2 separate regions of the Homo sapiens genome follow, and region 1 is linked to region 2. The links are chromatin loops, found by intact Hi-C in ENCODE. Cell type or tissue: heart right ventricle. All regions are shown on one strand. Each heading gives the region's core, and the rest is flanking DNA. Links, peaks and the distances in the headings are about the cores only. Region 1 overlaps DYRK1A (dual specificity tyrosine phosphorylation regulated kinase 1A). Region 2 overlaps DYRK1A (dual specificity tyrosine phosphorylation regulated kinase 1A).

Region 1 (15,950 bases), core at 3,194-11,193, 80 kb after region 2:
CTCCAGCGAACAAGCCTCACCCTCGCAAAGAGCTCTCATCAGCTTTATGCCTTACTCCTAAATACAAGCCACATGCCCAAGGATGGCCAAATATTTGAGGAAAGCTGCCAACATCAAGGAAAGAAACCAAAACAAGCAGAGAAACAGGAATCCAGAGGAAACTGAGACAACGCTATGATGGAAAACAAAAAACAAACAAAAAAAACCAGTCCTCCATATATCCATAAGTTCAACCAACCTCGAATCAGAAATATTCTTTTAAGGCAGCACAGTAGCTCACACCTGTATTCCAAGCACTTTGAGAGGCCAAGGCGGGCAGACTGCTTGAGCCCAGAAGTTCAAGACCAGCCTGGGCAACACAATGAGACCCCGCCTCTACCAAAAATACTAAAAAATTAGTCGGGCATGGTGGTGTACGCCTATATTCCCAGCTACTCAGGAGGCTGAGGTGGGAAAATCACCTGAGCCCAGGGAGGTCAAGACTGCAGTATGTATTTGTTTATATATATATATACTTTTTTAAAAAAAGAGAGAGAGAGAAAAGTAAGGCCAAGTAGTGGTGGCTCATGCCTGTAATCTCAACACTTTGGGAGGCTAAGGTAGAAGGATCACTTGAGCCCAGGAGTTCAAGACCAGCCTGGACAACACAATAAGACTCCATCTCTTAAAAAAAAAATTTTTTTTTTTAATTTAAAAGCTTTTTTTTGGCCACTGCACTCCAGCCTGGGCAACAGAGTGAATGAGATTCCACCTCAAAAAAATAATATAGTACAAACTTTTTTGGCTGGGCGCAGTGGCTCACACCTGTAATCCCTGCACTTTGGGAGGCCGAGGCTGGTGGATCACGAGGTCAGGAGATGGAGACCAACCTGGCTAACACAGTGAAACCCCGTCTCTACTAAAAATACAAAAAATTAGCCGGGCATGATGGTGGGCACCTGTAGTCTCAGCTACTCGGGAGGCTGAGGCAGGAGAATGGCATAAACCCAGGAGGCAGAGCTTGCAGTGAGCCGAGATCACCCCACTACACTCCAGCCTGGGCGACAGAGCGAGACTCCGAAAAAAAAAAAATGGAGAAAAAAGAACTCAAAAGATTTGTCAAACAAGGCAATTTCTGGTCCTTGCTTAGATCCTGATTAAAATAAACTGTTAAAAAAAATATTGATGAGGCAAACAAGGCAATGTGAATTCTTACTGGATACTGGAAGACTCACTGTTAACCTTTTAAAGGTATGACAAAGGAATTGGTGCTACAGCATCCTTATCTTTTACAGATACACATTAAAATTTTCAAAAGTGAAATTATACATCTAGGTTTGCTTTTACAAATGCAAAAGAGGCAGGGTCAGGCTGGTGGCTCATGCCTGTAATCTCAACACTTTGAGAAGCCAAGGTGGGTGGACTGCTTGAGCCCAGAGTTTTGAGACCAGCCTGGGCAACATGGCAAGACCCCCGTCTCTACAAAATACAGAAAAATTAGTCAGGCAAGGTGGTATGTGCCTATAGTCCCAGCTATTTGGGAGGCTGAGGTGGCATCACCTGAGCCCAGGGAGGTCGAAACTGCTGTATGCCATGACCACTGCACTCCAGCCTGGGCAAGAGTAAAAAAAAAAAAAAAAAAAAAATCAAAGGGAAGAGGGACAGATAAAAACACAGAAATTTATAAGGAGGTCATGAAGGGAAGAGGGAGAGATAAAAACACAGACATTTATAAAGAGGTCATGAGTTAACACATGTTGAATTTGAATGATGAGTACAAGGAGCTCATTATATTTTCTACCTTTTCCATAGTGTTGTGTTTTCTTTTTAACGAAATCCAAAATTCAAACTGTATCTGCTGTATGAAGCTAGAAGGCCATGAAGCCACATATACAGAATTCTCAGTAAAAATTACATTCCAACTCCATTTCTATACCCAGTCAAAACTTTTAAAAATGAAAGCAGATTAAAGGTATTTTCTGACCGTATCTCAAAAAATTAGCCTCCCATGTACCCTTTTCTCAGGAAGTATTGAAAGATGTCCTCCAGTAAAACGAAGGATAAAAACAGAAACGATAATGGCCAGAAAGCCAGGAAACAGGAGATCCAACCATGCTGGAAAATATGCAAAAGGGATCCTATTAGGTCCAGAGAGCAAGAATTTCATAGAGGAGCAGTTTGATTGAGGCTCTATAAGATGGTTCTTAAGAGGGAACAAAAACAACTGTCGGATATTTTTTATTATACCAAAAACTACATTGAGTGGCTACTAAAAAGAATGAGAAAACTTACAAGTACTAGAAAACAAAGCGAATGGAAATACAATTACTAACTCTTAGAAAAACAAGATTATACAAGGTGGAAAATGTAATCATAGTACACAATCTGGTTTATGGTGAACAAAACTTAGTCATAATTAAGCATGGAATATTGATTTTACCAAAAAAGATTATATAACTATAATCAGGAGCTGGAAGAAAAAAGTGTGATAGGTGGCTTAATGTTAAATAGGCATCGACCTTAAATAAAATCAACAAATAATGTATTAAATCTTAAGGCAAATACAAAAATAGGGACAGGGTTGCCTACCCGGCCTCCAAATTCCCTTTCTTTCTTTGTAACAGAAGCTAATTTTGTTCAGAACCCACTTGCACACCCACCTCCATTTAGGCATGTGCTCAAGGAAAGCATGCCCAGTGCCAAGGGACCCACGTCCATTTAGACATGTGCTCAAGGAGAGCGTGCCCAGTGCCAGGAGTGAGCCTAACTGGTCTAAGTGTAATCCCATTTCCCTTTCTAGTGAGTCTTTCCTGAATCCAGGGCGTGTTCCTAGGCCAAGGTACCACATTCTTATCCAGCTACAAGAAAAATAATCTTCCCTTCTTCCCATGGGCACTGTTGCATCTGAATCCAACTCCTGACACTGCCGCAACCATCTGATTAATCTGAGGATAGAGCCTGCCAGTGACTAAAGGGGGAAATGAGAAAACCTGGGGCCCTGAAGACATCACTGTGCTACCAAATCAATTAGCCCCTGAGCCTGTCCCTGGAATTCCAATTGTGAGTTAAGTCCTCTTATTTTAAGCCAGTATGGGTCAGGTTCAATAGCTGCATCCAAAAGCATCCTGATAAAACAAGCACATTGTTTAGAATAGACAGGTAAATTGAAGAAGCAGCTAAAAGAACTGAGGAAAAAGTGATTACCTATAGGGCAGAGCTTGCCAACTGTTGTGTGTGGCACACAGCACCACAGATGTTTTAGATGTGCAAAGATCCCCTAAAACCCTCAGAATACCCAAAACGGTGTCTTCAATTTCGTCCATGAAGGCCCCGACGTGAGAAAGTCTGACAAGTATTGCTCTACAGCAGCGGTCTCTGACCTTTTTGGCACCGGGGACCAGTTTCGTGGAAGACAATTTTTCAAAGGACAGGGTGGGGGTTGGGGGTGGAGAGATGGTTTTGGGATGATTCAAGCGCACTACATTTATTGTGCACTTTATTTCTATTAGTATTACCTTTTAATATTAATATATAGTGAAATAATTATACAACTCACCATAATATAGAAGGAATACAGAATAAAATCTAAGAGTGGAAACTAAGGCCTGGTTTGAATCCTACCCTATCAACCACTTCCCATTTAAAATGGGAAAATTAGTTCACCTCTAAGCTTGTTTCATCATAGGTTAAATGAAAACAGTACCTTACTGGCTAGTGGTATGTGTACGTTTATAAAGTGCTCAGGGCAAGCTTAATAAAGATTGCCCTAACTATGTTAACGGGTGCAAAGAAGGTTTCCTACAATATGCTAATGTGAGCTGTCAATCTCCAAGAAGGTAATTTTCCCCAGGCTTATTTCCTTCATACCATCTGAAGGAGGAATGGTTTGCAGAGCAAATTTTAGGGAAGAAGAGCAGAAACAGAGGGAAAATCTTTCAGACTAATTTCTCCATTAACTAGAAGAACATGGTATGGTAATACTAAAAGTGCTTTCTTAAAGCAATAAAGCCTAATAGCTCTAAAATTCCGGTGAAACAAGTCATGAAGCGATAAGAAAGAAAAGCTCAGAGAACTTTGATGGAGGCTCCCATGACCCACCTCCTAGTGTTCACATCCTGTGCACACCATTCCCCGAGTGTGGGCAGTACCTGTGACTTGTTTTTAAGCAAGAGAATACAACAAAGGTAATGGCATGGCATGTCCATGGTTATGACACGTTAAGATGTACACCTCTTGCAAGGTGACTCTTTTACTGGCTTTGCAAAAGTAAGTGGGTGTGTCAGAAAGGACCACATGGCAAGAAACTGATGGCAAATGTTTGCTGATTGACAGCGTACAAAGAACAGAATCCTGCCAACAACCATATGAGCTTAGAAGAGATCTTTCTGTGGTTAAGTCTCAAATGAGACCACAGCCTCAGCCAACATCTTTACAGCCTTCTAAGACCCTAAAGCAGTGGACTCAGCTAAACTGTGCTCAGACATCTGACCCACAGAAACTGAGATAATAAATGGAAGTGTATATTTTAAGCTACTAACTCTGTGGTGATATTGTCATTTAGCAAGAGATAAACATACTGCTACATAATAAAGTTCTTCTACCATAGTCCCTGCTCTGCTCAAATACTGATTTTCAACTACTCTAACTTCATGTAGATGTATATATGAAGCCAACTTCTGCTTGTCACAATTGTTCTTAAGCAAACCTCACGTCCAAGATGTCAACATTAACCACAATCTGATCCTGCATTTTATGACAGCCACTTTAACAACCTTGTCTGCTAATTCTATTACCTGTCATTACTATTTCTATTGACTGAGTTTTCTCTTCTGTGTCTTCAAGTTCACTAATCTTTCCTTCTAAATGTCTAAAATACCATTAATGCAACCCAGTATATTTTTCATATCACATATTATAATTTTTGCTGCTAAAAGTTTGATCTGGGTCTTTTGTATACCTTCCACGTTTCTGCCAAACTTTCAGAACATATGAAATACAATAACTGTTTTAATATCCTTGTCTGTCAACCCTAACATCTGTGTGAGTTCTAGGTTTCAACTGCTTGATCTCCTAATTATGAGTCATGTTAACCTGCTTCTTTACACATTTAGTAATCTTTGATTGCATGCTGGACATTTTACATGATTAATATTGGGATCTGTTATATTCCTTTAAAGAATGTTGGGCACTGTAGTAACAGGCAATTACATTAGTTTCAGATTAGTTTGCTTCTTTGAAGGCTTGCTTTTAAGCTTTTTTCAGGCAAAGCTAGGAGTCTTTACTTCAGGACTAGTTTAGCCCCACTACCAAGACATAACTCTTCTGGGGTCTCAATGAATCCTGCATTTCCACTCTGGTTACAAGGTACTCAAATAATTCTCAGCCCTCTGTAAACTCTGAGATTTTTTCTGCTTACAGCTCCCCCAGAAACTGTTCTTTTGTGAAACTTCACCTTATACATGTACAATCAAACATTTAAGGGGACCACTAAGTAGATGTATAAGAACTCTTTCTCAGTATAGCTCCCTCCTCTCTGGAACTCTGCTCCTCAAATGACAACCACCCTTGGTTACCCCTAACTCCAATCTTTGTTTTCTCAACTTAGTGGGGCCACGTGGCTTTATCTGGGATCCCCTTCCTGCACTGAGGTGTGAAAAGTGCCTTCAAGCAGAAAACTGGCCATCACAGGGCTCATCTCACTTGGTTCCCATCTGTCAGGGATCACAGTTCTGTGCTACCTATTATCTGATATCTGAAAACAGTTCTTCCCTGTGTTTTGTCCAGTTTTCTAGATGTTTACAGTAGGAAGGCAAATTCAGAATAGTCAAAAGCAGAAGCCATGATTCCTGACACTGAAGTTTAAATGTTTTACACTAAGATACAACTACACACACACACACACACACACATACACCATTACCTATCACATCACCCCATCTTTATTTTTTTCATGGCATTTATCACTTTTTGTAATTATGTTATTTGCTTTCTTGTTTACTCTACATCTTACAATGGAACATAAGCTCTGTGAGTGCAGGGACCTTGTCAATCTTGTCACTCCTGTATCCTTAACACCTAAAACATATCGCAGCCAAGAAGAGGCACTCAAATTCAGCAAACTAATTAAATCAATAAACAGGTTTCTAAGTATTTCACTTAATATATGCTGTGAACTCTTCTCAGTAAATTCTAATCTACATGCAGGTAAACCTGACCCAGGAGAGTTCCTTGGAATTATCTATTGTCTTAATTAGCATCTTCCAAGTAAAGGTTCTTAGTTGCAAACAAAGAAACTGGCTCTGGCTTTGTTTAAGCTGAAAGGAAGTTATTAAAGTGTATTAGGCAACTCACAGAAAACCCCATGGGGACCAGGCTGGAAAGCTACATAGTTAAGAACATCCAAAATTCAAACCACAGATATGGTCCAGTGAAGACCAAATGAGACTCAGTCACTGCAACTTATACTGATACCAACACCAGGCACTAAGTGTTGCAACTGGAATCTCAGTCACTGCTGCCTATGGAAAAGATAAGCTGCTATCCCATCCCCATCCCTCCTTGACTAGAGAATACAGATTCTACATACCGCCTGCCTCTGCAGATCACTGGCCTCTGAGGTAGGCAAGCACTGCCAGTCATGGAGGCCACAGGATTGCATCCTAACTGCAAAAGCGGTGGGGAAAGTGAACAATTAGCTTTCTTAATGGTGGAGATCGCTCTCCCTCTCACAAAGACTCCTAAGATAAAGACTTCCCCAAACACAGAAAGGTGTTAGATTATCTTGTTTATAATCCAAAAAAACTAATGAACCAATAACACAAGGTATCAATCCCAGCATGCCAGAACTTTTATCTATTTCTTCAGTTAATGGGTTACAGAAACTCTTCTTTTTCTCTAAATGTTCAACTTTACGGCACTTAACTGTTTAGGCTTTTTATTATCTGGAGGTAAACACGGATAATACCAATCACTTTCTAGGTATATTAAAATAACTAATAATAAATAGTTATTCATTCAGTAGGCCAGTGGCTGGTCTGCTGCAGGTAACTGATTAATAGTAGCTATTGTTACTGTTACTAAATAGTAGCTTGCTTTTTAAGAGGAGAAACTCAGATTTACAAGAATACCTTTTTTAGAAAATAATCTGCCAAAAGGTTGAAGATCCAAGTTTTTATTTTACCTTGGTAAAGTAAGTGTGATCCCACACTCCCTATGTTACCAGAAATAAAGCAACAAGTAGTTTAAAGTAGTTTAAAACGGTGCTACCAAAACTAAGTTCAAGAAATTATAAATAAATAAGTAAATCAATACAACTGCTCACCCAATCCACAAGCCAGGTTTTCCTTTACACTCACTCCAGGGAGTTCTGACTAACTGAAAGCTTCAACTGCTAGGCACAGTGGCTTACGCTTCATGAGGCTGAGGCAGGAGGATCACTTGAGCCCAGGAGTTTGGACCAGCCTGGGCAACAAAGTGAGATCCCCGTAAAAGTGAGATCACTATAAAAAAAAATTTAATTTTTTTTTTTAAAAAAAAAAAGAAAGCAAGCTTCATGAGGGCAGGAACCATGAATATCCATCTGATTCACTATTATGTCCCAAGAGCTTAGCATGGAGCCAGGCACAAAGAGACCTGCAGGAATTATGTGATGATTTGCTTTTCCAAATATTTACTACAGAAATTAGTCACTGAAAAAGGTTATAAAACTATATTCAAACATATCCCTTTATAAGCTTTAAGAAAGCTCATTCAGCTGACAAGATCAACAGCTTCAATTTTCTAACTACACGACTCATTCTTTTGAAAACTTGTCCATACTACAAACTTTTCCTCATTCTTGTTCTGTTGTCCAAACTTGAAGTTAAAGCCAAAAAGAATCCAAATGAACTATTCTGTCAGTCTTTAAACAAATAATCAAAGCTACAGGGATTTTTGTTGTTGTTTTTGTTTTTGAGTCAGGGTATCACTCAAAGTGTACTCACTCAGGCTGGAGTACACTGGCACAAACACAGCTCACTGCACCCTCAACCTCCCAGAATCAAGCGATCCTCCTGCCTCAGGCTCCCGAGTAGCTGGACTGCGGACCACCACACCTGGCTATAGCACTTATATTCGATATGCACCTGAAAGCTACTACAAATGCCAGAGCTACATTCCAGATATAACTGCTGAATGAACTTCACTGTGTCGGCTAGAAGAGTGAAGAATATCCTGATCCAGGCTGATCCCTCTCCACAACTTACACCTGCTCCAAACAACCACTAAGGACTGTCCCCATTTCAGTAAACTACTACAATTATACACTCCTTTAATACAGAAGACAGAATCTTTCCACTCCACATTTCCAGTATCTAATTCTCAATACATAGTAGGCATTTCATGTGCATTTGTTGAATTATTCCACGAATAATTTTCTTTCTCCTGACTACATAGAACTTTCTAATCCTATCTTTAAAAAACTTCATCTTTTCCTTTTTCCTCAAAGCTCTCATATTTCCTGCTAATCTCTTAGTCCAACAAACATCTTCCTACTGTAGGTTTTTGGTCCTTGAGACCAACTAGTAAAGACCAAAGCATGTAGTTCACTGATTCATTCAACAAATGTTTATTTAGTGTTTACTATGTGCCAAGCACCCTGCCAACCACTGAGATTGCAAGAGAGAGCAAAACACTACTGGTCCTCATCTCTGGAGGGCATTAATCAAATAAGCACTAAAAAATTATCAACTGTAATAAGCGTTATGAAGGAAGAGTACAAGGACACATGAGATTTTTAAAACGAAGAGCGCATAGAAGGGATAGAAGAGCTGATAGAAGTGATGATCCCAAGCCAAGGAAGCAGCATATGCAAAGACTAGGAGCCGGTACAGTCACATGATCCAGAGACTGGTGAGAAGAGGCAGTGAGCCAGCTGGAGCCAGATCATCCAGGTGGCAGGGCTTGCAGATCCTGTGACTAGCGTGGTCTCTACCCCAAAAGTCATAATAAATCATCAAATAATTGTGTAGGTTTTTTTTTTTTAGGAGAGACAATTCTTGTTCATCTATTTGCTTAAATCCCTCTTCCATTTCTGCTCACTCAAGTGAACTTTCCTTATTCTTTGACCTTCCCTATAGGCCCACATCCTTTACTTTGCATGTCTGTATCTTTGTCTTATTCAGCAAACAGCCTTCCTACAAACTGTCTCCCGTGAATCTTAAAACGCCTGGCTTCTCCCTTTGCATAGCTGTCTCTAATATTGCTGAGTAACTGTGGGCCTTCAGGCCAATTCCTAGGTAAATTTACCTAGCTTTACTGATGTTTTAAATTGTACTACAGAACCACAACAACGAAATACAAAAAAAAAAAATTAAACTGTAAAATACTCAATGAGATCCTATAGGATCTTACCATTGTTGTTTCAACAAACTTTTACAAAACAATCTTTTATATCACAGAAGCAATGTCTCTCAATAACGAACATTTGATGTAAAGATAAAGTAAAAAACACCACTGTGGTAACAGTTGTTTTTTTCGAGGGAAAATAACCAAATCAGAATAAATTTTTCAACAGACAGTATTTGTCTTAAGGGCTAGAGTCCTATTTTTATCCAAACAAACTTTTAAGTCAAAATTAACTGTTAAAAGGACTCTAAAATGAAACAAAAATTTTTTGACCTTCAAAAAGCAACATCAAAAATTATTCCATTTTATAGACTCTATGTTCGCTTTAAGGAAAATTTAATTTGTATCTATTCTAGACTAAGTCCTTAGGCCTACTCAAGAACTATTAAAGATTCCCCCAGCCAGAACGTAACATCCGTGATAGCAGGGACAGGAGTGGCCTTTGTTTCAGCACTGATTCCCAGGCCCCAGGTTTTTCTATATTTGGCACCAGCAGGTGCTCAATAAATAGTTCTATCACTCCACAAGATAAATGCTTTTTAAATAACCAGTCTTCCAATTAGGATACATGAAAAAATAAAGAGAATATGAGATTTTTTTCAGGCAAATACTAAGATGCTCAGAAAAAATGAAACTGCTCACATGCTCAGCTACTCTCCATTTTCCAAACCATGAATTATGATACAACCTTTTCCTTTACAGATTCACAGCTTCAAACATTGCCCTCTCCCACTGCCCTATTTTTTAGCTCATATTTAATGGTGCTGCAAATTATTTCCACCTGTCCCTAATGTAAGGTCTGAACTACAATAATAATTCTATCTTCAGTTCCTCAACAGTTCCTTCAGGTCCTCAGTAGGACATATTCTCCATGTCCCACTAAAACCTAATCACTGCATTCCTAGAACCTTTTAGTATACTGCCAACAAAGCTTAATACTCTTTTTCCTATCTCCAAAAACTTGGCCATGTTGCTGTTTGAATCCAGAAATACTCACTTTGGTCTGTTGGAAATTAAAGTATAATTAAGAATATTTTTAAGGTTTTCCCATCTGTCTTCCACTTTTCACCTCTTCGTATTCCCTCATGCCTATACATTACATCTAGAATGGTCCTGCCTTCCAAACCCTCCTTCTTACAGTGTCACCTCCCTCCAACCCACAGATCTGTCCTAATCCCTGCTGAAAAACCCTCAATCGCCCCAAATTCATATCTTTATAATATTAAGACTCAACCCCACTCTCATGTCCACAAGTGTCCCCTTCACTCCCTGAGCATACCAAACTCACTCTCCCTCCCTCTCTCCCTCATCTGATGCTCCAGGGATATGACTCTGTCATTCTTCAAAGTCACCTTCATTTCCCACCACCACCCATTGCCCACATGACTTCCTCCAATAGACTGTCAAGTCCTCAGGTTCCACCATAAAAAGCCCATCCATCCACTCTTCAAGATCGAGACCCAGTCCCATCTCCACAATGCACACTCGAATCCCCATAATTGTCTTACTTCCTGTGCTCTTCTAGCTCTCCACATGTCAACCCCTCTAACTGTTAACGGCCATGGTCTTATCTGTGTTCAAGTTTTCCTGTATTGACACACCTATCTCAACATTAAAAGCAGATGTAACCAAACCTTATTCACTTTTATAATCAAAAGCTTCTACCACGACTCATATCTCATACAGAGGACATGCAAATGTTCACTCAATTGAAGAAGAACAAGAGCCCCCTTTTCTGTAGGCATTTACAATTTATCAAAACATCAGTTATTCAATCAACAGAGTAACGAAATAAAGGGAACCCAAAAAATACTTTTGTTTTGTTTTTCGAGATGGAGTTTCGCTCTTGTTGCCCAGGCTGGAGTGCAATGGCGTGATCTCCGGCTCACCACCACGTCCGCCTCCCAGGTTCAAGCAATTCTCCTGCCTCAGCCTCCCCAGTAGCTGGGATTACAGGCATGTACCACCACACCCGGCTGATTTTGTATTTTTAGTAGAGACAGGGTTTCTCCATGTCGGTCAGGGTCGTCTCAAACTCCCAACCTCAGGTGATCAGCCCACCTCGGCCTCCCAAATTGCTGGGATTACAGGTGTGAGAAACCATGCCTGGCCCCCAGGAAATACTTTAACTATAACATACATCTGATGAAGAATGAATTATTTTGTTATTTAAAATAAAAATCTTATAGTACAACTTAAGGTGTTCAAACTCAGTCATAATTAAAGAAATGCAAATCCAAACAACTAGACATCATTATTCACCTATTACATTCACAAAAATCTAAGGTAACAACAGTGTTGGTGAGATTTGAGAAACTATACACTCTCAGACACTGCTGGTGAAAGCATAAACTACTGCTACTTTTCTGGAAGACAATATGGCAACATATATTCAAATATCCATATACCTGGTGAACCAGCCACTTTCCTTATAAATAGACATCCTATGGCCAATACTCACAGAACACAACTATACATGCAAGGAAGTACGCACCAGCATTGTTTAAAAGAGCAAAAATATGAACTTAAATGTCCTTTAATGCAGTCTGACTAAACAGAGGTACAACCATAGAACAGAATACTTTCCGACCATTAAGAACAATAGAGGCTGGGCAGTGTCTCACAGCTGCACTGTGAGAGGACAAGACAGGAGGATCACTGAGGCCAGGAGTTCAAGACCAGCCTAGGCAACATAGCAAGACTATGTCTCAACAAAAAATTTAAAAATTAGCTGGGTGTGGTGGTGTACACCTATAATCTCAGCTACTCAGGAGGCTAAGGTGAGAGGATCGCTTGAACCCAGGAGGTCAAGGCTGCAGTGAACTATGATCATGCCACTGCACTTCAGCCTCAGTGACAGCGAGACTCTGTCCCAAATTTTAAAAAATGGGAGCTCTGTGAGCTGACATGGAAATATTTCTAACATAGGTCAAGTAAAAAAAAATGCGGGGCACGGTGGCTCAAGCCTGTAATCCCAGCACTTTGGGAGGCCGAGGTAAGCGGATCACGAGGTCAGGAGATGGAGACCACCCTGACTAACATGGTGAAACCCCATCTCTACTAAAAATACGAAAAATTAGCCGGGCGTGGTGGCAGGGGCCTGTAGTCCCAGCTACTCGGGAGGCTGAGATAGGAGAATGGCGTAAACCCAGGAGGCGGAGCTTGCAGTGAGCCGAGATTGCGCCACTGCACTCCAGCCTTGGGGAAAGAGCGAGACTCCGTCTCAAAAACTAACTAAATAAATAAAAAGCTTAAGTTGCAAAACTGTGTGTTTAGTATGTCTGATCCCATTTGGTTTGGATTTTAAATACACAGACACTGTGTACATACACACACACACACCTGTCTATGCACTTAAAAATAATGGAATCATACATAGTTTTCTAACACAATACATACTAAAAGTATAATATATATAATTGTGTGTGTATATATACACATGCATACATTTCTGGTAGGAAAAACTGAACAGTTATTATTATGGAACATGAGAAGGGGGAAATGATCTGCTATCATTCCACAGAGCTTGTTTTTTTAAACTATATACTACTTGTGGATCTCTTTAAAAACTAGAATATCCTAGATGATCAGAACCGTACCTTATATGTTTGATAACACTGCTCAAATACGGGCCCTAACAAATAAGACAGTAAGAAAACAGGGACACTCCCTCTAGTCCAGTAGTTAATCAAGCGCAGGGTCCTAGGCAGAATTACCCACAGTGCCATTACCAACACTCTCAGTGATAGGAAGCCATCGAAGCAAGCTAACACTACCAACCTCTGGCCACCAGAGAATACTCACATGAACCTTCCCATGACCATACCACAAGGTGATATTTCTTAAACATACCCTTAAAAAAAAAATTGAGACGAAGTCTCACTCTGTCGCAGTGGCACGATCTCAGCCCACTGCAACGTCCGCTTCCAGGGTTCCAACAATTATCCTGCCTCTGCCTCCCAAGTACCTGGGACTACAGACACTCACTACTGCACCTGGCTAATTTCTGTATCTGTAGTAGAGATGGGGGTTTCACCATTTTAGCCAGGCTGGTCTCGAACTCCTGACCTCGTGATCCACTCGCCTTGGCCTCCCAAAGTGCTGCGATTACAGGCATGAGCCACTGCGCCTGGCCTAAACATACCCTTCATTTTTCTCAGTAAAGGGCACATGGACTGTGTTCTTCCCTCCTTTCCAAAACATTCTTAGTGCAGGCATCATTCTGATTTCTGGACTGACACCTGCACTAAGCAGCTGTTCTCCCCTTTGACCACTCCCAGTGGAACTCCTCCCAGCACTCAGACTCTCTCTTCTCTCTGCCAAGCCATTCTGTCATTCTGTTCTTCATCTCCTCGTCTGCTTGTGGGGCCTGCGGTTTCAGGTTTATATTGGTATAGGAAGAGGGGGGCTTGGCGGGCCAAAAGGCAACTTTTGGGTGCAAAAACAGGCATGCCTGTTCCAATTTAGGGCTATGGGTTTTCAGGCTAGATCTAATAATAATAACTGATACAAATAAAGTGTTAACCTCATAACAGGTAAAGAATATTCCTCCAGGGCTGGGTGTGGTGGCTCACACCTATAATCTCAACACTTCGGGAGGCCAAGGTCAGGAGTTGGAGACCAGTCTGACCAACATAGTGAAATCCCGTCTCTACTAAAAATAACAAAAAATTAGTCGGGTATGTGACAGGCACCTGTAATTCCAGCTACTCGGGAGGCTGAGGCAGGAGAATTGCTGGAACCCGGAAGGCGGAGGTTGCAGTGAGCCGAAATTGTGCCACTGCACTCCAGCCTGGGTGACAAAAGTGAAACTCCATCTCAAAAAAAAAAAAAAAAAAAAAAAGTAATATTCCTCTAGGAATATTCTAATTTTAAAATTTTAAACTAGAGAATTCCAGATTTTATCTTAATCTAATGAAATGAATTCCAACAGTGAAAATTACAAGCAACCTAAAAGGAAAGTAGTAATTTGAGGACAAGAACTACCTTTGTTCCTTCTAATCATGTCAAGTAAGTAGCTGCCTATACATCTATTCTAATGCTGTATATACATTGCCCACAATAGTGCTGATACTAACAAAACCTTACTTAAAACCTTCAGCTTTTCACCTTTAAATATTCACTTAACCTTTAAACATTCACTTGAGTATTTAAATATTCACATTATTTTTCTATAGGGCAAAAAGGACAACTGGGCCAACCATTCACTAGACATAAGCTCCCACATTAAAAGCCACATACTTACTTTAAGATGATAACTATTCCTATAAAATCCCACTGCACTCTGTACACCTTGTCCTTTATTCCCTCTTCTGTAGAAAGAACAAAGAACGAAGAGTCAGGAAAAACAATGCTAGTCCCAGGCCTGCTTATTCTGAGGCACTGATTAGTCACTCAGCTTCTCTGCACCCACTTCCTTCTCTAATATGTGAGAAATGAACTTTATTGGTGTTTCTCAAAATGTTCCTACTGCATCAGGATTACCTGGAGTCCTTAAGAAAACAGATTCCAGCTAGGCCCAGTGGCTCAAGCCTGTAATCCCAGCACTTTGGGAGGCCAAGGCAGGCGGATCACGAGGTCAGGAGATTGAGACCATCCTGGCTAACACAGTGAAACCCCGTCTCTACTAAAAATACAAAAAAATTAGCCAGGCGTGGTGACAGGCGCCTGTGGTCCCAGCTACTTGGGAGGCTGAGGCACAAGAATGGCGTGAACCCAGGAGGCGGAGCTTGCAGTAAACCGAGATCGCACCACTGTACTCCAGCCTGGGCGACAGAGCGAGACTCTGTCTCAAAAAAAAAGAAAGCAGATTCCAGAGCATCACTCTAAACCTACAGAAAGAGAGGCATCTGAGCTTGGAAATCTCTTAACTTTGACAAGTTCTCCAGAAGACTGTTTGGGAACCATTAGTTTTCCCAAGTCTGTACTAGAGCTAATAATATTTCATAGTTTAAGGGAATCTTAGATATTTATATTTCTCTTTTTTCAAATCCACAGGAATTCAAGAGGAACATACTAGATAGTAAATGTACGTTTAAATATCTCTGCTATCATCCTTCTTGCAGTGTTCGGTGACTCAAATCTTTATGACATCCTGACAACATGCGAGTGTTATTGTAGCATTGTTTGCTGAGGGTATGAGCAAGAAGACATTCAGTTGGTCCAGTGGACTATTAACACTAAATGCAAAAGCTCAGATTTCAAATATTGCTTACGTGATACAAGCACAGCAATCAAGAACCATGTTTCTATCAGAAAATAAAGCGTCAGTAAAATAACTGTTATTAGACCCAAAATCCCTTCACTACTAAAAGTATAGCTACATTTTTCTAATCTGACCACTTACTTATATTTTGCATAACGGTCTATTTGAATTCACATACCATAGTTTAAAAAATTAATGATTAAATACAGAAAATAAACTTATTAACTAATGCAATCCATTGTATTTTCAAAGTCTATTTCTGGAAGCTTCTCCCAAAACATTTTGAAGTGTAACAGGCAATGTTTAATCATCCCCCATTCTCCCCTTCTTCAGTAGACCCAAATTTTCAGCCAAATAGTCACCTATCAAAGACCACATATCC
Region 2 (15,950 bases), core at 4,242-12,241:
TGTGGTGAAAGATGGCCAACTTTTCTAAACATTTCATCATTCATAGTCAAAAATACTTTCATTCAATTCAATTCTGTAAAACAACCTTGTTCACTTTTTAAAAGAACTTCTACAAACTTACACTAAGGCAATAATCAATGATGTGCACAAAGATGCCAAGCATGTTTATCCTGGTGTTGTTTGTAAAAGCAAAACATTGAAAATCTAAATTCAAATACTGGGGGTGATGAGGGCTTTTAAATCTGAACATTAAAAAGAAAAAGGTAGGAAGGAATATAAATAAAAAGAATTGAGGTCCTTAATATATAAAAAGTTCTTATAAACAGTAAAAGACTAAGGCTGTGACTGGCAAATTTCTTAACCATTCAAAGCCTTAGATTCCCTATCTATGAAGCAGAGGTATTACTATACTGACCCTATTCCTTGTTACAAAGTTTAAATGAGATACCACCAACAGGCACACAGAATGAAACCTGTGACACACACCAAACACTTTTTATAAAAATGTTAGCTTCTGTTTTTATTATCTATGTCACTGTTATATACTATGTTTAAACTTATTCAATGCAATATTGTAGAAAAGAGGATAAAAATCATTAGCACAAAGCTTAAATTACTATCATAAAATCAATCTGTGTCACGAAACGGGGAAAAAATGGCCAGCATCCCAGAAACCCACCACACCACTCTATGACCCTTTCTAACCAACACCTCCTTCCTCTTCCTCAAAAGTTACTACTATCCTGACCTCCAAAACCCGATTTGTTTTTATTTATTTATTTTTGAGACAGAGTCTCGCTCTGTCACCCAGGCTGGAGTGCAGTGGCACAATCTCGGCTCACTGCAAGCTCCGCCTCCCAGGTTCACGCCATTCTCCTGCCTCAGCCTCCCGAGGAGCTGGGACTACAGGTGCCCACCACCACGCTGGCTAATTTTTTGTATTTTTAGTAGAGACAGGGTTTCACCATGTTAGCCAGGATGGTCTCGATCTCCTGACCTCGTGATCCACCCGCCTCAGCCTCCCAAAGTGCTGGGATTACAGGCGTGATGTTTTCATATAAGCAGGTGATACAGTTTGGATCTGTGTCCCTGCCTAATTCTCATGTCGAACTGTAATCCCCAATATTGGAGGAGGGCCCCGGTAGGAGGTTATTGGATTAGGAGGGTGGTTTCTAATGGTTTAGCACCATCCCCCCTAGTGCTATCCTCGTGATAAGAGTTCTCACGAAAAAAGGCTGTTTAAAACTGTGTGGCACCTCCCCCTTTTGCCTGACTTTGCAGGCCATGTAAGACATGCCTGCTTCTCCAACGCCTTCTGCCATGATTGAAAGTCTTCCTGAAGCCTCCCCAGAGGCTTTCATGCTTCCTGTACAGCCTGAAGAAAGAACCATGAGCCAACTAAACCTCCTTTCTTTATAAATTGCCCAGTCTCAGGTATTTATTTATAGCAGGGCAAGTACAAACTAATGTAATAGAGTAGAATTGTTTACTTCATCTTATGCCTATAAACTGCAGTTTGTCCATTACCTTGCTTTACAACAATATGGACAAATGATAATTTATCCATTCTACTACTGACCGACACCTGGATTATTTCCAGTTTGGGGCTACTATGAACACTGCCACTTGTAAGCTTCTTGTTATGCATCGTTTGGTATACACAGAGATGCTGTCCTGTTGTTTTTCTGGTCTTTTTTTGTTCCAATCAATTTATCCACTAGCAGTTTATGAAAAATTCTCACGCTCCACTCCTTCACTATGGCATGCAATCATCAGTCTAATTTCAGCCATTATGCTAAGTGTATTTGTGCTGTGGTACTCCAATGTGGTTTTTAATTTGCATTTTCCTAGTTACTCTGAGCATTTTTGCATGTCTATTGGCCACTTATACATCACATCGTGAAATGTACATTCAGGTTGCTTTTCTATTTTTTCTACTGAATTGTAAGCCCATTTCTTACAAATTTCTAGGATTTTTAAAAATCCATATTCTGAATATGATCGAGCCCCTATTGGTTACAGGCAGCTTGCCTTGTCACCCTCTTAATGGTATACTTTGATGAATAAAAGTTCTTAATTTTATCAACTTTTGCTTTACAATTAGTACTATACTTTTGGAATCTAAGAAATTTTTCCTTATATCAAAGTCATGAAAAAAATCTATTACCTTCTAAACACTGGGCTTTCTCTCTCACATCTAAATGCAAAATCCATTTGCATTTGACTTCTGTGTAAAATAGGAATCAAGTTTCATTTCCCCCTCCAAATTAACATCCAATTGATCCTTAACCAATTATTTAAAAGACAAACATTCTCCACTGCTCTGTAACCCCATCCTTATCATAAATCACATTTCCCTTTATGCTTGGATCTAGTTTTGGACTGCCTATTCTGTTCTACTGGATACAGACTTACCTACCTAGGTCTCTGTTCAAGAACTGGACACTACCTAAATTACAATAGCTTTAAAAATTTTAAGATCCAACAGGAAATTCTGTTCTTCTTCAAGAATGTTTTGGCAGGCCAGGCGCAGGGGCTCATGCCTGTAATTGCAGGGCTTTGGGAGGCCAAGGCGGGAATCACTTGAGCCCGAGAGTCTGAGACCAGCCTGGGAAACACACCACCACCTCATCTCTGTAAGAAAAAAAAAAAGCCAGGCATGGTGACGCACACCTGTAGTTCCAATTACTCAGGAGGCTCGGGTGGGAGGACTGCCTGAGCCCAAGATTTCAAGGCTGCAGTGAGTTATGATTGTGCCACTGTATGTGCTCCAGCCTGGGTAACAGAGACCTTACCTCTAAAAGAAAAAAAAAGTAAGTAAGTTTGGCTATTCCATGTAAGTTCCTGATTCACCTCATCAAATCCACCAAAACAAATCCATGTTGGGATGTTGAAATTGAAATTGCATTGATCTCTATAGAATGGTGGTGCCCAACAGAATTTTCCGCAATGATGGATTTACCTGTATCAGTAATGTAGCAAATAGCCACATGTGGCTAGTGAGCATCTGAACAATTTTATTTTTCTTTTCCAATCCTTATTCTTTCCCTTGCCTTATTCTACTTGCTGGGACCTTTAGTACAGTGATGATTTAAAAAGGAGGTAACAGACACTACTCTCACATATTCTCAATCTTGGAAATACAGCTTTCTTAGAAAGAAAGCTTTCAACATTTCTCCAGTATTATGGTTGCTGCAGGTTTTTAACAGATACTATTCCCAGATTAACAAAGTTTCCTTCTACTGCTAGTTTTCTAAGACCTTTTCCTCATGAATAGATGCTGACTTTTATTAAATGCTCTTTCTGTATCTACTGAAATGAGATGACCTTTCTGATTTACTCTGTTGATGTGGTGAATGACGCTGATTGATTTTTGAAATGATAAACGACTTTCCTTGAGCCAAGCATGGTGGTTCCCACCAGTAATCCCAGCAATCTGGAGGCCAAGGTGGGAAAATCACTTGAGCCCAGGAGTTTGAGACCAGCCTAGACAACATAGTGAGACCCCATCTCTACAAAAAAATTAAAACATTAGTAGGGTGTGGTGGCACATGCCTATGGTCCCAGTTACTCAGGAGGCTGAGGTTAGAGGATCACCTGGGCCCAGGAGGAGGAGGGTGCAGTGAGCCATGATTGCACCACTTGCACTCTAGCCCAGGGCAAGATCCTGTGAAAACAAACAAAAAAAGATTTTCCATTTCTGGAATGCGATTTGGTCATGATTTTATGCGTGTGTGGTAGATTCACTGGTGAAACCTTCTGGACCAGGAGTTTTGCTTGTGGATAGTTTCCGTTTTTTTGTTTTGTTTTTTTTTTTTTTTCTTTTGTAAATCCCAAAGACTTCAAAACTAGTGGGTAGCTCTTTCCACTAAGGATCATGTTTAATAGGACTATTCAGATTTTCTATTTTCTGCTGTGTCTGTTAAGTTGTAGTTTTCTAATAGTATAACTTCATCTAAATTTCAAATGGACTGACATCAAGTTTTTATAATATCTTCTCATAAGCTTTTGTGATATCCTCTTCACCTCAACATTGGTTAATGAGGTCTTCTCTTTCTTCATGGTCCGCCTCATCAAAGGTTTAATTTTATTAAGTATGCTGTCTTATATAGGTATTTTTTTTTAAATTTTGGTCTCATCTTGTTCTATCAGTTACCAACAACAATGTATTAAAAATCTCCTACTTAAAGTGTTATACTGGATAATACAAATTCAGGGTTGTTATGCCTTCCTGATGAATAATACCTTTTATCATCATAAACTGCCCTCTTTATTTCTAGTAAAGCTTTTTGCTTTATCTGTTATCAGTCTGACTACACCAAGCCTTCTCTGCATCAATTTTTGTATGGTATGTCTTTTGTCCATCTTTTTACCTTTACCTTCTTCTGTTTCCTTGTATTTTAGGTTTATCTCTTGTAAAGAGTATGTGGTTGAGCTGTATCTATAAATGAACACTAACAATCTATTTGTTCCAACTGTTTTATGTTCCTTTTCCTTTCTTATCTTTTGCTGGAATTTTTTATATCATCTCCCCATATTTTTATTTTTTAGTTACCTTATATATTACAATATTACAAAAGATTATGCATCCTTGACTAATCAAAATCTAATTACTCCCTAAACTCATCCACTATGTTGATTTCTGTTTTAATTCTGTTGCTCTCTCATCCATACACATATGTGTGTATATCTACTGTATTCACAAGACATCCAAATGACCATCCAGCATGGATAGAATCAGACTGAAAGATGCATCTGGAAGGAAAGATGGGTAATTCTGTGACATCCAGATAGCTATGAAAGAATTACAAAGAAACAGGTAGTTCCCTTGATTACTGCTGTTATCACTACCCTCCTGAAATACTTGTTTCATTTTTTGAATCTAGATTGAGTGAATTATATGCATTAAATTCAACAAGCACTTACTGAGGGGCTGCATCAGCACTGTCTTGCGGAGGTGACAATGCCATTCATAATCTGTAACAGCACTTCTTGGACTTTAATGTGCCTGCAAATTGTTTTTCAATCTTTTTAAAAATGACGGTTCTGATTCAGTAGAGCTTGAAAGTCAACATTTCCTTTTTTTTTTCTGAGACAGAGTCTTGCGCTGTTACCCAGGCTGGAGGGCAGTGGTGCACTCTTGGCTCACTGCCACCTTTGTCTCCTAGGGTCAAGCAATTCTCCTGCCTCAGCCTCCCAACTAGCTGGGATTACAGGCACCCGCCACCACCCATAGCTAATTTTTGTATTTTTAGTAGAGACAGAGTTTCACCATGTTGGCCAGGCTGGTCTTGAACTCCTGACCTCAGGTGATCCACTCACTTTGGCCTCCCAAAGTGCTAGGATTACAGGCATGAGCCACCATGCCTGGCCAAGGGTCAACATTTCTAACAAGTCATCAGATGATGCCAATACTATTTTGAAAAGCATTGGTCACCTTAATAAAAGAAAGCTGTTCTCCAACTAATTCAAGTAGTGGATAATCCAAAAATAAGTTATAGTCTATCTAAACAATACACTAGAGGGTTTTTTTTCCCCAATAGATTTACTTTTCTAGTTATAAAGTTGAAACTTTTTTTAGGGAGAATAATACACATTCCCATGCATAACGGTGATATGCTAGGTGACAAAGAATCTGATGTTCTTTTTGGAATTTGCTGTGGATGATCTGAATGTGAATTGGCAAGAAAAAACTTTTTCACTTCTGGTACCTTTTTAGCTATGTATTATAACACCTATCATAACTAGTTAGTGACATTATCAGTTATTTAGTGAAAGTGAAGAAAGATTAAGCCACCAGTACAGGAGGACTGCTGGTAAACATGGTATATAAACGAGGTGTGCTTGCCACATGCTCATTGTCTCCTTTCTTAACTCGACTGCTGTGTATGAAATTCAGAATAAACCTAAGTTTAATTTCCTCCTGCAACACCAAAAAGTATTTAAGTTATCCATTCATTCATTCCTTTCCTATGATAAGATTCCAAGGGGACAAAACTAATATGCGTATTTCTAGTTAACCTGATTTCATAATTAAGCAAATTACCCATGTTTTTACTCTTAAGTTTCTATCTTCCTAAAATTTTAATGCAAATGTTAATGGAAAAAATGACTCAGTTCATCCTGTAACAGGGATGATCATATAAAGTATTATGCGGAACCATATGAAACTGCTGATAGATTTCTGACTACCCTTGGCTTACAAAAACAGTAATTTCATATGGTTCAACCTACTATCTACCGTATTATATAATCTTTATTCAACTCAGTATAATAATATCTTAGCTTAAGAATGTATCACAATACATGTTTTAACATCAGATAATGTTATAATTTAATGATGAACTTAACAAATAATTCAAAGCTATCTAAAATCATCATTTGGAGTGCAGTTCCAAAGTATTTTCAACTGCTGTCAAACAGTATGGAAAGCATGTTGGAGAAAATCATGCATGTGGAGTTCTGTCTTTACGTGCTTCTGAACTGTATGGATCATTTTTACCATGAGCATGTTTCTGTAACTTTGCTAAACTTGGGAAAAATTCAATATTTTACTAAAAGAAAAATGAAGCAGCTTTCTTACTTCAGCCACGTTACTATGTTCTAGCAAGGAACTATAATAACTAGAGACCATATTACCAGTATGGATCAGCACTGATTCTACAGAGAAATATTTCATAAACAACACATCTCAAAGACTGGGACATAAGATTCAAAAAGATAGTGGTAAACACAGAGGAAACAGCAAATACAAAAAGCATGAGAAAAGACCCTAAGTTTAAAAACAAAAAAGTAAAAATAACAAGTATCAGAAGCCATCATCTCTGATACATAACCCACACGTAGCTCTACTTGTAGATCTGAATGTTATTCTTACCTAACCTGAATTTCTTTGTTAGTAATGTGTTAACAGGGGACCATTCCTGTGACAGTATTAATTGATAGTAGATTTTAAAGAGAAACAGTTAAATCAAAGAACAATATTAAAGAACAAAAAGTAAATGAAAATAATTTAATTAAAACTATAGCATCTAAATGTGGAAACTTATGAGGCTGAGGTTCTAAGACAGAATCCACTAAGAAATGAGGAGGGCAACCAAGCTTATGTGGGCAAAAACCCACGAGGTCCCTAGCAACAAGGCACATCCAAAATGAATTGCACCTCTAATGATGGCCGGAAATAAAGGCACATGATTAAGAGGGTAAGTGAACGAAAGTCCATGAGTAAGCTTTGTTCACGATTTTATCATCAGCACCAAGAACAGTGCCTGGCACATGGCCTGCATTCAATAAATATCTGTGCAATAAAGGAATGAACTGAATCCATCAGGAATATTTAGACTGTGAAGAAATCATTGAGAGAGGGAGGGAGGGGACTGCACGGGAGGTAAGGATGAATGTAGTATTTTTTAAATGAGGGGTTCTTGAATCAAAAGCAGAGAAAAGTCTTATAGCACAGGCTACAGCTATTGCTCAGTCAACTGCTCTTACTCATTTTTATATCCCAAGCACACAGTGCAGTGCCTGGCTCCACAGAAGGTGTTAAATAAATATATATTAAAGTGAAAGTAAGCAATGACTGTGACTATGCAAAAAGTCTAATGATAAGGACTATTTAGTAACAGTGAGCCAATAAGAACAAATGAACTGCTTTCTTATTACCCTCTAGTGGCCAATATGTGTTACTACAGGATACACACACACACACACACACACACACACACGTGCCAACATTAAACACACACACACACACATGCACACACAAGCTTGTCAACCCACTAGCCAAAAGAGCATACTCAATTATCTAGAAACACAATGAAATTGCTCATATAAGACGTAAATAAAATCTCAGGTTTTTCAGCATGAAAGATTAACTGAATCTATATATTAAAATTGTTAGTAACAATGGGTTATGGATAAAAACATGTTACCCTTAGGAATTTGTATTATCAGATTTCCACTTATGACCTTTGTAGAGTACCTGGTACCAGACTCCCTCATTCATCATAAACAACTAAAGAACTAGTCAAAACATACGAAATAACCGTTTTCAAACACTGGACAACAGGCAGTGCAGAATCGTGATGACTGAAAAAAGAAATCACTCTTGGTGAGCCCTACAATCCCCCTGGTTTCCTATCTAGAGGCACTTTCCAGGGTACAATATAGGAAGGGGGAGCCCAAACAGAACACAGCAATCTCACTGTGCTGCAGAGACAGAAGGAAGAGTTCAAGGCCACTGAATTGGCTGGAATTTGTGCAGCAGGTAACAAAAAGAGAAGGAGCTCCATCAATCCGTACATAGGGTTCTCCTTGACTCTTTGGCCAAATGCTAAGCTGCACAAGCACTGGGAGAAGGACCATGAAGCCAGGCACAGAACAACTACCAGGGAACTGTGAACTGAATAACTACTAAAATTCACACAAGACTGTAAGACATTGAGTGTTCAAACAGGCTACAGTGGAGAAACCCACAGACATTCAACAGAGACCCCAGAAAATCCACATTTAGGGCTAGGGCTAATCCAGCCCTACAGTAAAGGCTGGCCCCTGTTCTAACAGAGACTGAAACAAACCTCAAAGGATCAAGATGGTCTGCAAGTGAATTAACAGCCTGCCAGGACGACATTCAACACTCTTTAAAGAGAACAACAAAATCCAAACACTCACGGGCCAGCATTCCTCATCCCCATAGCCAGCCCAATTCACTAGGCACAGCAAGAAGCAAGAAAATGTGGTCTGTATTCGGGAGGAAAAAATCCATTTAAGACTCAGAAATGACAGAAAGAGTGAAGTTAGCAGACCAAAACCACTATTATGAATGTTTTAAAATATAAAGGAAAACATGGACAAAATAAGGGAATAGTGAATCTTAATAGAGAAATAGAATCTACGAAAAGGAACTAAATGGAAATTCTAAAAATGAGAAACAAAATAACTCAAATGAAAAATTCACTGAACGGACCTAATAGCAGTTCAGACACCGCAGAAGAAAAGATAAGTGAATGGAAAAACAAAGCAATATAAATTAACCAAACTGAAAACAAGTTTAAAAAAAAAAAAAAAAGGAAAAAGTCACACAAAAATCACACTGAGGCAACTCAACCAAACTGCTGAAAACCAATGATGAAGAAAAAAATTGTAAAAGCAGCCAGAGACAAAAACACCTGTTTCCATATAGGGGAGTCACCACTTTCTCACCAGAAACCATGTGCACCGCCAGAAGAAAATAAAACATCTTTAAATGATGAAAATAAAAAAGACCTTTAACCTACAAATCTATATCCGGTGAGAACACCCTTCAAAAACGAAGGCAAAATACTTTTTCAGACCCATGAAAGTGAAAGAATTTGTCAACAGTAGATCCGCCCTCAAAAAATGTTCACACAAGTTCACAGAAGGAAAATGATTCCAGACAGAAACTGAGATTCACACAAAGGAATAAAGAGCACCAGAAATGTAAATATGTATGTAGATAAATATAAAAGACATTTTTTCTTAATATTTTTGAAAGCCAACTGACTGTTCAAAGCAAAAATAACATTGTGGAGTTTATTACATATAAATAAAACAATCACAGCACAAAGGACAGGAGAAATAAATGTAAGTATTCGGTTGGTGTAAAAGTAGTTGTGGTTTTGCCATTTTATTATAACTTAGATAATTTAAATAAATGTATAACTTAAATAAAATGAAATACTACCTATATTTGAAAATCAAAAATAATCATCTTAAAACTTTAAGACTAATATGCAGATGTGTGCTTTTCATTCATTCTGTATTTAACAAGCACGTATCATTTTTTAGGAACTGTACTATCCTCAACAACTAAATAACAGAAAATCTTACTTAACCCTACAGTAAAAGGGCCCTTACCACTCTTGATTACAAAAGGTAAGCCAAATTCTTACAGCTGAAATAGGAGGCCAAGGATTTATTTTTGGTAATACCATCTGGAAGACAGAAAAGATTAAAATAGTAATCCAACATATAGCTGCTGGATTCCATAAATTATCATATTGTACAGAGGATAACATATAATATGGGTAAATTTATATTTTCTTTAATATCCTAAAGTTATAAAATATTTTAAATAATAAGAATGAATAAAGCAGATAATACCACCTAGTACTAAGTTATTGGCAGTCATGAAAATTCCAGGTAGAGAAATAGTTTTTCTTGTAGTGCCCATAAATTTTAAATTAATAATCAGTAATGAAACCTATTTAAATTAAAATTCTTCCCTACTTAGTACAAAACAAGGTATTGAGCAGTCTTTGAGCCCTTAATTAAATCTAGGAATGAGCGTAGGGACGTTTGGAAACAAAAGACAGGTAAACAAAGACACGCAATGTCTCAAGACAAAGTCTGGAGGTGAAATTAAACCTTTTTAGACAAGTCCAACCACTTAATGAAAAGAATGAAGACCGGTGGTTCTCTAACTTTGACTGGAGGCTAGTGGCTAACAGTGGATTAGAGGCCAAAGTCTCCCTCATAGCGCAGTAACATTTCTGAGATGTGAACGCCGCAAGACTCCCCCACCCCTTTTGTTCGCTACTGCCTCCCCATGGCTTAAAACAGCAGAAGCTCTCTAAGTATCTGCTGCCTGACTTAATAATACAAAAAGAGCACAGACAAATCAATCTGCCATTAGGAGATTTTTAAAATGTCAACAGGAAACAAAAGATTCTCAACATGTTGCAATAAATAAAACATACAATCTGCCGAATTTTAGGTATTAACTGACAATTGATTTTAAATGACTGCAAAAAAAATCTTTTGAAACATTAAAAACTAACACTTTACCAAAAAAAAAAAATCCATGCTAAAGAAAGCAACAAATCTAACATAGCAACTGAAATAATGGTCGCTTATACAAAATACTCACAAACATGTTTAAGTTTGAGCAAATGCAATTTAAAAAGTTTATCTTCATGACTATGGCTGCAGGATCCTTCCTGACTTAATTGGCACTTGACCTAATGCTCCCAAATATTTATGAATATATATATTTTTAATTTGCATACAAGTATTCTCAAGCCCACTCACTCCAGTCCTTTGCGGGAAAAAAACGAAACTTATTTCTGATCAAAGTTTAATTTTAGATGACTCACTGGACAGCCCTGCAGAGACACAGAGAAGAATGCCTTTTAGGCTAGCAGAATCCATATAACAACACAAGAAACAACAAACCAGATGACAGCTGCTGAAGCAGCCCTGTCAGGCAGTATCATGTCTCAATACGAAAACAGAACGTTACATAGAAATCAGAATTTCAATTACATAAATTTCTTCCTAGCAGGGTATTAGAATAACATTATTTATTCAGCAGGTAACTAATCAGGCTAAACTGAAAACATGCCCCCTAAATAATTAAATAAACAAAATCTACCACCACTGTGAGACAGAAAGTACTTTCAAAAATCTACAAGATCTACACAGGACAGTGATGATTACTCCATCGGGCATCCAGGTTAGTAGCCCTAAAGAAAATGAACAAATATTTGGGGTCCTAATTAGACTGCTTATATAAATGCTAACCACTTATTTAATTAAAGGATTCATACTTTCACTGCAGTCATTCAGCCTTCAGTAAGTTTAACTTTCATAAATACATAAAGATTTCACAAGTTTTACAAAAATGGCTCAAGTCATTCCAACTGACACTACAGTGATTATAACAGAGGAACTAATTCTTTCAAGCAAGCTAATAAAATGATTGTCCATCAAAGATGGTAAGCCAGATCCTGAGAGTCCAGGATCTTTCAAGAGAAAAATGACAGTGACCACAGCTTAAGGTTATCAGACGTCTTGATTTCAAAGCTGTCCTTCATACTATTATAGTAGTTGTCAGACGGTATATCCTTATTTATGGCTTAGCAAATAGCAGAGAGCATCAGAAACAGTCCTCCACACACAAAACAGTGAACTGCCAGCCTGACATGCAGTAATGTCACACGGCAAGCACATTCAGTGACTGCCACTTCCCACTCTCAGTCAGGAGATGAGGGCTTCTCTTCCTTCCTCCCAGGTCAGAGGCATCTGTAGGATAGTTAAGGAGAGCAGGGGAAGAGCCTGGACATGGTAACCACAAGCCTCCAGCTGCTCAAAATGCCCTTTATGAAGCCCCATGGACCTCGGCCTGCTCTCTATATCTCACATTCCTCTGCGGCGTGCAAAGTTAGCATATTCATTTACAAAACAGGTAAAACGAGAAATACCTTTGAAAGTTCAGCTTGCTCTACAGAAGACAGACATTAGGCTAGGACTTAGGCGTCCCCTTTTGCTTGCCTTGGCCCCAGCATCAGTGTGGGGCATGGCAACAAATAACCCGGTCTTCTTACACATGAAATAAGAGGATTCATCATCACCCTCAACCATGTAAACCCAAAGTACTCCTCTCCCTTGTACAATGCCTTGGGTTTGAAACGTTACACACAGAGTTGCCAGGGGACAGGAAATGTGCCTCAAAGACGATCTGGAGCCTCTGTTTAGAGCTTAAAAGAAATGTTTTAATAAATGGTGGTTAAAGTTCAACTTAGTTCATTTTTTTCAAAATCAAAAAGATAGTGAAATACTAGTTATGTAAAATTTTTAAAATATAATACATATGTATATGTACACACACACACACACACACACACACACACACACACACAGTAAATTACCCAGATGCCCTCCCCTACCGCCCCCTTGACCATAACTTTGTCTAGCGTGCCTACAGGCATATTACAGCTGTCTTCCAAGAAACCCGTAAGTACAAAAAGAGGGGGAATGGCACAACACATCTAAATGCTGTAATACTATGAAGCCATTCAAAAGTTGAAAGGTGCCTGCTTAGCTGCTTTCCTCTCTAGAGGAGCAGGGTCAGAACACACAGAGGCGGCCAGGAATACAACACAGGCAGAAGGTTACCTACCACAGCCTCAGACCTTCAGCTATGCCATAACCAAGCCATTTTAAGAAGTGTCTGAAGGTGTTACTAAGTTTCAGGCACATAATGTTTCTTTGGAAACAAAGTTGCCTTCCCTGATCTTTACCTCTGTCTTCTTCTAAAGCAGGCACAGCAACAGCAGTCAAGGGGGAAAAAAATTAACTTTTTCCTTCTCCCATCCCAGGGAGAAAAGGGGAGAAGCATACACATAGAGGACTTGCTCTTTTTTAGTTCTAGCTAAACAGCTGTTAAACATACAAGATATTTTTAAGTCTAGTTAAGTACTTGGTACCTATATTGAATTGCAGCATAATACTTAAAATTATCCAATGAGGCAATCATTTGGCTTTGTGATTCTAATTAAAACACTGATTATTTACATAAATTTTCCATTTAAAAATACCCAAAAGGCAAAATATTCATCTGACCAGAGACGCTTTAAAAGTTAAACACAAAAGGCCAGCCGCGGTGGCACATGCCTGTAATCCCAGCACTTTGGGAGGCTGAGGCAGGCGGATCACTTGAGGCGAGGAGTTCGAGACCAGACTGGTCAACATGGCGAAACCCCACCTCTACTAAACACACACACACACACAATTAGGCGATCATGGTGGTACACGCCTGTGGTCTCAGCTAGGGAGGCTGAGGCAGGAGAATAGCTTGAACCCGGGAGGTGGAGGTTGCAGTGAGCCGAGTCCGTGCCCCTGCACTCCAGTCTGGGCAACAGAGTGAGACTCTGTCTTGCGGGGGGGATACAAAAATTAGCCAGGTGTGGTGGCATGCATTTGTAGTCCCAGCTACTCCGGAGTCTGAGACAAGAGTCACCTGAACCCAGGAGTCAGTTTGCAGTGAGCCAGGATCGTGCTACTGCACTCCAGCCTGAGCAACAGAGCGAGATTCTGTCTCTACTAAATAAATAAATAAATAAATAAATAAATAAATAAATAAATAAATAAGTAAGTAAGTAAGTAAGTAAGTAAATTTTCTTTTTACCTCTCAAGCAAATTTTCCAAACCAGAAAGTATTCTCAGTAATGATAGTATGGATAAAGCAGGTTTCTATGACCCTTTATTACAGAATCTGTGAGTTTTTCACAATTAAAAAGTAATAAAAAGTAGTGACAACATTCACTGAACTCTTATTCTATGCCAACTTGTTCCGGTATGCCCTTACACCCACAAAAGCCCTATGCATAAGGTGGCATTATTCCAGCATGTATTGCATTGTACACACAAAGAGGTCAAGCACTCCACCACGGCCCTAAGCATGGTGGCTGAGGTGGGAAGGCCAGAGGTAGGTGGGCCCGCGCCCTTTTCCACTCTGAACCATGCCTCCAAGATAGGAGGGTGGGAAAGTGCTCAAGACACATTAGAAATTCCCCATAAAAGACAAGATTGTTGAACACCTGCAAGTGAATAAAGATAAACTGATCTCAGAGGGGAAAAAGACGCAGGGTTAGGAAACAGCACCCTGCTCGAGGACGTTCTTTCCAAACAGCCTGCTCATCACCCGTGTAAACTGGCAAAGGGGTGGCTGGGCCAAAAGACAGAGGAATTAAGTAAGAAGTCCAGGAAAAATGAACTTCACATCAAATTTTAGAGCACGGTAGCCATGAATCTTGTGAATAGCTCCCAAAAATGTCCTGTGGAAGACAACTAGAAAGCATTCTACAATCAGGCACCCACCTCCACCTGCAGCCTCCTGTGTTGTTCTCATGGGGCACCTCTGGGCTCCAGCTCCTCCAAGGCACCTCCACACTCTCTCAAGTACACTCTTCACTCTTCCCCAAACATGATTCCCCTACTGCTCTGCCTAACTCCCACTTCTCTTTCAAGTAGCAGCTTAAACGTCACCTCATATTTGGCTGGAAAATAGAATATAGACAGAGGGGTAAGTTAAGGCTAGAAAGGCAGGCTGGGTCAACAGAATGGCAAGCTAAAACATGGGATTTTCTAAAACAGCCTAAGAGGGTGACAGATAAAAGTGTGCAAGGAGTGGCACAACTCCAGTTTCATCTTTAGCTATAGCAATTAACACCATAAGGAGTCTGGATTCAATTTTGCCATTTACTAGCTAGCTACCAACTTCTGTGTCGCTTTGGGCAAATCAATTAAATCCATACCTCCCTTTCCATCTGCAGAATGGGTTTATAACAGTACTTAAACCTCAAGGTACTAAGAACAGTAAAGAGTTAATGTTTAAAATGGTACCTGGCAAATGGCAAATGCTAAATGATAGAACGAATGTGTAAGGTGGACTGGAACCAGGAGGAACCACAAATAGAGATCTATCAGTTGCTTACTGCACCAGCCCAAGCACGGGACGGTGAGAGCCCTTAAGGAGGGAATTGTCAGCAAAAGAAAGGAAGGAGATGCATGAAGAGACACTCTGAGAGCAGACTGACAGGACTTCAAAACCTGTTTCAATACGGACGACAGATAAGAGACAGCTGGATTCAAGAATGACTCAGCGGTTCCAAGCCATGGTGACTTGGAAAAAAGAGGTGACTTAAAAAGTCAGAAAAAGAAATTAAATTAGTTGATAATGTCTCCATAAATGTACCATTATTTAAAATTTAAAGACTGCTTCTTGATTTATATCAGCAGTTTCCATCTTATTAAACATATGACATTTAAAATTCTATTGAAAATAGTAAGAAAAAAGGGTACAAAATAAAAGGAAAGAAAAGGGTGTGGCTGAGAAAATTAAAACTGGCACAAGGAGCAAGTCCAGGGTTCTGGTCCCAGCTCTAAGGTTAACTCCATAACACTGGAAAAAACATGTCATCTGTCCAAAGAGCCCAGGCCCTCACACACAGGGGTAGAATCACTGTGTAGTTAAGACCTCTTCAAAATATATACACCACTCTCTCCCTCCCCCATCTCCCAAGAATTGTCCTGGGAGCCTGTTTTTTGCCAGAATGTAACCTAACCTGCTCAAGTATGCTGGGGCACGAAAAAAAAAAAAAAAAAAAGGTGACCACCCCTGAATAACCATCTCTACAATCACTACCGGC

What was found. Peaks named below come from ENCODE experiments on the same cell type or tissue, not always from the same donor. Only the 100,000 strongest peaks of a DNase experiment are listed, where the experiment ranks them.
Region 1: a loop joins it to region 2, with 3 times the contacts of the local background. A loop is called at or near these places in 23 of 110 quality-filtered maps.

The regions. Positions count from the first base shown.
Region 1 is chr21:37,373,776-37,389,725 of GRCh38, reverse strand. All of the region lies in intron 1 of DYRK1A (dual specificity tyrosine phosphorylation regulated kinase 1A), which reads right to left. Among named protein-coding and RNA genes, the nearest start is that of DYRK1A, 15 kb to the right of the region's middle. In heart right ventricle, for the core only: no CTCF peak of the experiment used is centred there; no DNase peak of the experiment used is centred there; H3K27ac peaks cover 2,579 bases.
Region 2 is chr21:37,454,978-37,470,927 of GRCh38, reverse strand. The region is part of intron 2 of DYRK1A (dual specificity tyrosine phosphorylation regulated kinase 1A); the gene reads right to left. Among named protein-coding and RNA genes, the nearest start is that of KCNJ6-AS1, 56 kb to the left of the region's middle. RefSeq lists a silencer at 7,620-7,669 and enhancers at 13,064-13,575, 13,576-14,089. In heart right ventricle, for the core only: a CTCF peak has its summit at 7,634 (motif pointing left); no DNase peak of the experiment used is centred there; H3K4me3 peaks cover 537 bases; H3K27ac peaks cover 3,810 bases.